Regions from separate parts of the Mus musculus genome. Here region 2 is linked to region 1. Evidence: chromatin contacts called from ENCODE Hi-C or POLR2A ChIA-PET data. All regions are on one chromosome and are shown on one strand. Each heading gives the region's core, a stretch centred on a gene start or an enhancer-like site at or near the end of the contact. The rest is flanking DNA. Distances are from core to core; before and after follow the strand shown. Region 1 holds the start of Atg9b (autophagy related 9B). Region 2 holds the start of Agap3 (ArfGAP with GTPase domain, ankyrin repeat and PH domain 3).

Region 1 (3,982 bases), core at 847-3,346:
TTCATTCTCACATTAGAGGACGTCCTGGCGCTTCTGACCTTGAGCCCTTTCTCTAGAGTTGTTCCAGACAATCTCTATGCTCCCTGGCATCACAGGAAGTGGTGGTTTCGTGAGAAGGAATATGTGAAAACAGACCTGAGAGTTAAAAAAAAAAACTACACACAGACACACACACACACACACACACACACACACCCCTCAACCCAAACCAAACAAAAACATACATGCACGTAACGTGCCACCACTTGAGTCTCTAATCTCCCTATGTGATCCTGCTACTCACAGTTATCGTGAATTATTAGTATGTAGGTCATGAAGTTAATCAAAGTGCAACCTAAGAGCTAACCTTTAGGTTCCTTCTTCATTTGGGTCTGAATCACTGGCCTAAGGTTCCAGCTCAAAAGTGAATAGCTCTTGCAGCAGTTGGGCTAAGCTTATTCTTGCTATAATTGTCTCCCAAAGTACCCCCAAGACCTGCTACATAGCTCTGACTAGCCTGAGACTCTCTTTATAGCCCAGGCTTGTCTTGAACTCACCATCCTTCCTTCCCAGTGTTGGGATTAGAGGCTTGAGTCACTATGCCTTCTGTGTAATTATTATTTTTGTTTTAACTCCTCCACTGGGCTGTGGTTTCTTGGTGGGAGTGGCTCTGACTCATACCCGTTCCCCTCCACGCGAGAAAGGCACGCTATTGTCCACTGTCCACCAGGGGGTGCTGTTTCTAGCTCACATTTACTCTCTGGTAATCCATCTGGACATTTGAACATTGTTATGTTACTAGTATCATTGTCATTTATTGGTGGTGCTTCCGGGACTCAATTTTTCTTGAGCTGAGGGTCGCAAAGTCATGCTCTGGAATGAGCAGAGTGAAACTAGACAGAGCAATGAGCCAGAATTTGCTTGAGTTTGGGGCTGAGGAGATAAGGATGTGTGTAGAGGTAGTCTTAAGCAAGTATATACTATATGTGAGTAATGTCAGAGGGAGGTACCAGCTAAAGCCACACTTAACCTCTCTCTCTCTAGAGGTCTCAGAAAGATCATGGGAATTTCCTGCCACCGGGGTACCCCCCCACGCCCACTTCCTTGGGATTCCATTTTGCCACAAAGCATAGCTTTGCACCTTACCTAGACACAAAAGTATGGGAGTCATGAACTCTTGTTATATAAGAAAATCAGGCAGTCTGGGATAAACCTGTGGGATGTTCCATGGATGTCCTCCACGCTCCTCCAGGAAATGCTCTAGGAAGCACAGTTTTCCTCTCCGCCTCTGAGATACTGGCTTGATCGCTGGAGGCCCTGACACCTGCTCCATAAGTCAATATCTCAGGCATGGGCTTCAGTAGGGCAGTTGGTGACTCATGGCCTTGGGAATGGCGTTGGGCAAGCCATCAGACCAGCCACCTGGGCCTCCTCCTCCCGGGTGAGGCAACAACAAAGAACTCAACTGAGCCAGTCCATCCCCACACACCCAAATTATCCTCTCAAGGCCCCTGCCTTCCTGCGCTGACGTGTCTCAGGAGGCCCCGACACCAGGTCAGGACTGGAGGAGAGTACATCAGGGTTCAAGAGGATAAGGAAGATACAGTGGAACTCTCAAGGAACCAGCCTTTTTTCCTTAAGCTCCAATCTAGGATGGCTAGCACTCCTTCCTTTTACTCCTTGTTTTCTCCTGGCTAACCACAAAGTCTGCCCTCTTTCATTCAGAGAAAGAAAATATACAGCTTTTTTTTTTTTTTTTTTTTTTTAAGATAGGGTCAGATGTTGCCCAGAACAGCTTCAGTCTCCTGATCCCGCTACTCTGTCTCCTCCTAAGTGCTGGGAAATCTGAATGCACCTCCTGTTTGGGCATGTGGCCTTAAATCATTCTCTACTGACTGGTGCCCACAGGTGTGAAGGGATGGGAGTGCAATTGTAGGAACGAGAGCTTCACTATTTTGTCTGCACATGCTAGAGCCCTCTGATAGGATTTTGCTCTCTGTGCATATTATTTTTGTTGCAGCTGCCCTGTCTTTGCCACTTGTGCCCTTGAGGACTGAAAGCAGAGATCATAGGTGTCTCTTCTAATCCCAATAGCTCTTGAGCCCCTGCCTCCTAAACTGGTGTCCGTCCCAGGCATGGGGCTTGGGCCCCAGGTTGCCTTGCAAGGAGTGTGAGTGATCACACAGGTGGCTGAGGGTTGGCATGCCTGAGGCCTGCCCAGCCTGAGTCACCTAGTGCTGTTGTTGTCCTGCTCCTTGTTGAAGTCTCCGCTCAGCTTCACTGACCTCTGTGGAAACAACAGCAGTCCAGTCCCTTCAACCTCTCAAGAGAAGCTGCGGCCTGATGGTGAGACGAACGGGGTGGGGGGGGAGCAGGAGGCAACGGGGGCGGTGGGGAGACTTGGGGCCCAGCTCAGTGCCTCTGCTCCCTATGGCACTGCCACTGCCTGCTTCTCCATGCCGGGGAACTGGGGGAAGGAGGATCTCTGTCTTCTCTCTGTCCCCTGCCCCTCGCACAAGAAGCTGCTCCTCTTCAGTGTTCCCTCCGGCCTCAGGGTCTCCCTGCCTGGTGATTCAGGAGGCAGGGGCTTCTCAGACTCCACACAATGTCTTACCCACCCCGACCACACCCTCAACGCAGGCCCATCCCACAATGATACACACCTCTGCTTCCCCCTCGTGGGGGTCCCACTCCACCCCACCCCTGGCCTCGGCCACTCCCCCTCCCTCCTGCCCGCGCCCCCAGGACCATCCTGGGCTGCGGATGGGCCCTCTGATCCCTGAGCAGGACTATGAACGGCTAGAGGACTGTGACCCTGAGGGGTCTCAAGACTCCCCTATCCATGGGGAGGACCACCAACCCTTGCTTCATGTACCCGAAGGACTCCGCGGTGAGTGTGTGGGTATATGGAAGGTTGGGTGGGTTAGGGGGTCGAGGCAGGTTTGGGTTTGATAGAGAAATTAATCACAAATGGGACAATGCCAAGTCTTGACACTGTTTCTCTGTGCCCAGGTTCCTGGCATCACATCCAGAACCTGGACAGTTTTTTCACCAAGATATCCTTTGTGCCCAGCATGCAGAGGGGCATGGTGGGGGGACTGTGGAGCAGGGAAGAGTGGGGGAAGTTTCTACGGGAAGAGTCCGTAGGCTTAGGCAAATTTCTTGACAAACTTGCCACATCTACAGCTATCATCAGCGGAATGGCTTTGCCTGTATCCTGCTGGAGGATGTCTTCCAGCTGGGGTGAGAAGCCAGTCCTATCCCTAAGCTCTGCTCTTTCTTCTTGATTTTAGTATTTATTCTACTTTATTGATTTTTTGACCCAGGGTCTCATGTATCCTAGGCTAGACTTGAATTCCTGTCCCTCCTGCCTCCACTTCCTATGTGCTAGAATTACAGGCACAGTACTGTACCCAGTTTACGTGGTGCCGGAGATGAAATCCGGGGCTTTATATGCTAGGCAGACTCTGTCAACTGAGCTATGCCCCAGCTCTTCTTTTCAGTTTTAGGCTTGGTTGGGGCTCTGAAGGGCCAGGGGGCCAAATAGAGCTGCAGCCTGTCTGGTGTCTGGGCTAGGAGTCTGTCCGTCCGTCATGCCCCTAGCCTGAGCAGACCTCTCCTGCATCCTTTCCTCAGGCAGTTCATTTTCATTGTCACCTTTACAACCTTCCTCCTTCGCTGCGTGGATTACAATGTTCTCTTCAACAACCAACCAAAGAACCATACAAGACGTGGACCATTACACAGCAAAGTGACCTTGTCAGATGCCATTCTACCCTCGGCCCAGTGTGCAGAGAAGTAAGTGACAATCTAGTGGCTGCCTCTGGAGTAAGGTCACAAAAGGATAGGAAGAAAGGGACCTCCCCACACTGCCTCTTGGCCTAGATCAATTTTCAGTGTTTAAAAACATACCCCAAGTTGGCTGGGAGTCTCAGAGAGCCTTGAATTACGAGTCACATTCCTACTTACCTTATTAGAAATTAATGGTGAGGACAACTGTTTA
Region 2 (3,568 bases), core at 422-2,921, 60 kb before region 1:
TCAAAAGGAAGACAGCTGGGAATGTTACAACAAAGGGGCCCAGATCTAAAGGTGGAGGGGGGCTCTACTCACAAAAGATCAGAGACTCATCAGCAATGGGTACCTCAAAAAAGCAAAACAGGCCTGTTCAAGTACAGATGGCTCCAAAGCCTCACACTAGATGGGAGCAGGATCTAAATTGAAGGACCCAAGTAGTGGACATGCCCTTCCTAATTCCAAGTCAGCAGCAACTAGCCTTGCTCCCTGCATTGCCACTAAGGCGGAACCCACCACCTGCTGGTGGGCGTCCCCCTTCAAGCAGAGTTGGAAAAAGAAGCAGATGGACCAAGGCGAGGCCCATCTGTCCAAGCTTGCTAGAAGGTCAACACTGCCACTGGGGTGCCTGTTGCTACTGCCAGCCAGCCTCCACTACACCAAAGGTTGTGGGGCTTCTTGCCAGCAGTGTGCCCCCCAATTAACGTGCCTTTCAGTTGCCAGGGTTCAGGCCCATGTGCCCACAGAAAGGAACATTAGTAGGAGCAGTGCATGGCCTGAGGTTTACAGTCCCCCTACATCCAGGCCCGACCTCCCTGGAGGTCAGTCAGCATCCTGACATCCACATGGATGCCTGGGGGTTAGAAGGGACTGGCAAGCGCAGAGGGTTCATCCAGAGTCTCCCACGCGGCCACAGCTCCCCAGTCCTGCACCCAGGCCAGGCCCGCGCCCGCCCGACCGCAGAAGCGTGGGGGTGGGTGTGCGTCGGGAGAGGGCGCCGCGGGGAGCGCCACCCTCCAAAGCCTGCAGGAGAGGCCCAGGAAGGCTGCCATCCACTAACCCAAAGCTCTCTCTGATCCTCCACCCCTACAGCCCGGCTGGGCCAGGGCAGCTGCTAAGATTACTCTCAGGCATTAGCCCCACCTTCACGACCCACCAAGGTCTTCCGTCGCACCCAGCGAGCCTGACCGTGCCTAGCCAGATGTGGCCCCAGGCCCTCCCGGTCTTTGGCGACTCAGCGCATCAGTCCTTGGAGCGACAACCATCTTCACATCCCAGGTCACGGAGGAAAAAAAACAAAAAACAAAAAACGTGTCCACTGACACTGGACCGAGCCCACCGCCCCTAAAAAAAAGTGTTCCTGTATGAGACATGGAAAAACCTGGACTAGGGTTCTGCAGTGGGGGTTAGCAAACCGTGAACCTCAGCTCCATAAGACCCCTGAGCGCCAGAAAGGGGCAGGGCCGAGGCCGTGAAGGACCCTCGCCCCCCACCCGCCACCGGCCAGCGCTGCAAAGGCCACCGCGTCTCAGCTCCCGCAGGCCCCCGGCTCCGCTCACCCTCGATGGAGATGACGTGCTCCCGGATCTGGTTCTGCAGCGCCAAATCCTCGATTCGCTCGATCAGGTCGTAGATGGCGTAGATGTTGGGGTGTACCGACTCGAAGCGTTGGATCTCGGCTCGGATAGCGGCCGAGTTGGAGAGCGCGAACTGCTGGGGGGGGCCGCCAGCCAGCTGCTGCGAGGGGCCGCCACCCCCGGCTCCGGGCCCCGCGCCGCCGAACTGCCCGCCGCCCCCCGCGCCGCCGCCGCCGCCGCCGCCGGTCCCCGGAGCCGCCAGGCTCTGCTGCTGCTGAGGACTCTGGCCCCCGCCTGCCTGGAAGTTCATGGCTCCGGAGGCGCGGGCCCCGAAGCGGGCCCAGCCAGGGCCTGGGGCGGCGCGGCGGCGGCGGCGGCGGCAGCGACCAGGCGCGCGGGGCTGGCGGAACCCTAACTACTAAGCGCGCGGCGCCGGTCTAGCGCATGAGGCCCGGAGCCGAGGCCAGAAGGCGCGGCCGCGCACGCTGGGGCCGCCGCCCGGCGTTTACCCGCGCTGAGATCCCGCCGCCTCGGAGCTGCCTCCAGCGGCAACAACAACGGGACCGGGAGCGCGCGGCCCGGGCCCTCCCCCCGCGTCATGCGCACGCACCGCCGCCCCCGCCGGCTCCGGCACACGCAGCCTAGCCCCCTCCCAGCCGCCCCCGCCCCTCCAGCGTCGCCCTGCGCCCCCGCCCCTCCTCTCTCGCAAGCGCCTTAGCCTCCACCCCCAAGAACCGCGTGCTGGCCGCGACGCGCGGCCCCACCCACCCGCGTAGGCCCTTCCGCCCGCTAACCCGCCCCAAAGCTAGACAGAAGCCTCGAGGGCCTCCCGCCTGGGGACACGATCACGCTGTCCCCACGTCCGGCCAGCTGTCATTGCTACCTCTCTACGTCGCTCTAGGCCCGTGTGGAATCCTTGGGCTACTCAGAACTGTTCTCTGTGCCTGAGGGTGCTGATAAGTGGGACTGATTGGCGGAGAAGCTCGCCCAGGGGCGCCACCCTCTTTCTTTTAGTGCTGCAGCAGCTCCTCTGTCTCCAGGCCTCGAGGTCAGCCCTAGGGATCTTGCCAGGGTTCTCTTCCCTGGCTCTCTGCCCCCGACCCCGGCCCCCGGGCCCCCAGTCTCCACTGTCGACTGCACCTGAGAGACTGGGACGGGCTCCCCGTTCCTATGTCCAGTTCTCTCTGAGAGTTTCACTCAAGAGACCCTGCAAGCTTGAAACAACAGCGTCCCAATTCTTATCTCCCAGTGACAGCCCTCTCCCAAAAGACCCTCCCTGCCATACTGAAAAGGGCCCATTGGTTCATTACAGAAACTCAGCAGAACCCACATGGGTCTCATAATTTTTCTTGACAGACCTTGTCTTTTCTTGATAGACCCTGTCTATCCTATGCCTTCCTAGGGCCAGAGATCACCCTTCAGTGTCCCAGTTCTTCTGTATTCCCATTATCAAAGTTGTCTTCAGCTGTGTTAACCCACATCCCCAACACAGATCCTCAAACCTGGAGGTGGCATGTGCAAGGGAATGACCCTGTGGAATAAATCTGCTAGAGGATGCCAGGTATCATGATGTACACGTTAGCCCAGCACAGGGGCCATACAGTAGGAGGATTAGTTCAAGGACAGCCTGAGCTTAATAGGGAGTTCAAAGCCAACCTGGGCTATATATGACCTTTTTTTAAAAAACAAACAAACAAAAAACCCAAAACCAGCTGAATCTGAGTACATGACTAAAGTCCTGGCGTTAGGAAGGCAGAATCTAGATCACCAACTCTGTCTCAAAAATGAAAAGCAACACTAGGCAGTGGTGAGGTGCACACCTTTAATCCCAGCAGAGGCAGGGGCAGCAGATCCATGAGTTGAAGACCTGCTAGGGCTACACAGAAAAACCCTGTCACAAGAAAAAAAAAAGTCTTATTATGTCTGAAATAATTATGCTATGTCAGGCATAAATGTTTCAAGGTTTGTATAACCCTCATCTAACTTTGATGTAGATTATGGTCTTTGTGCATTTTGCCTTTTAACTCTGTACCCCTGAGCTTGGACACCAACAGACTTCAGAGATGAAAAGCAACTCTTGGTCTGACCATTAATAAAAACTTAAAACTTTTAATTAACTTAATCAACATAGTAATCAATATGACCTTAAGGGGTCAGTTCACCATTGATACATGTCCTGCAGACCTCTCTGCTGAGCCTTACTAACCCTCCTGGGCAAATGCTCTACACATAGCTCT

What was found. A loop is a pair of places that touch in the nucleus more often than their neighbours do. ChIA-PET counts read pairs that join two places held with the same protein, here RNA polymerase II (POLR2A).
Region 2: a map of T-helper 2 cell shows a loop between it and region 1 (2.4-fold over the local background). The contact joins the promoter of Agap3 here to the promoter of Atg9b in region 1. A Hi-C loop is called at or near these places in 1 of 37 maps with a recorded cell type or tissue (T-helper 2 cell). POLR2A ChIA-PET finds 5 or more read pairs at or near these places in 3 of 5 experiments (Patski and embryonic stem cell).

Annotation. Positions count from the first base shown.
Region 1 is chr5:24,390,257-24,394,238 of GRCm38, reverse strand. It overlaps Atg9b (autophagy related 9B), which reads left to right and starts at 2,096. Exons shown (of 14, transcript NM_001002897.3): 1 at 2,096-2,869; 2 at 2,992-3,035; 3 at 3,158-3,222; 4 at 3,616-3,777. The coding sequence starts at 2,323. It overlaps Abcb8 (ATP-binding cassette, sub-family B (MDR/TAP), member 8), which reads right to left and starts at 83. Exons shown (of 16, transcript NM_029020.3): 1 at 1-83.
Region 2 is chr5:24,450,280-24,453,847 of GRCm38, reverse strand. It overlaps Agap3 (ArfGAP with GTPase domain, ankyrin repeat and PH domain 3), which reads right to left and starts at 1,671. Exons shown (of 18, transcript NM_139153.2): 1 at 1,314-1,671. The coding sequence starts at 1,641.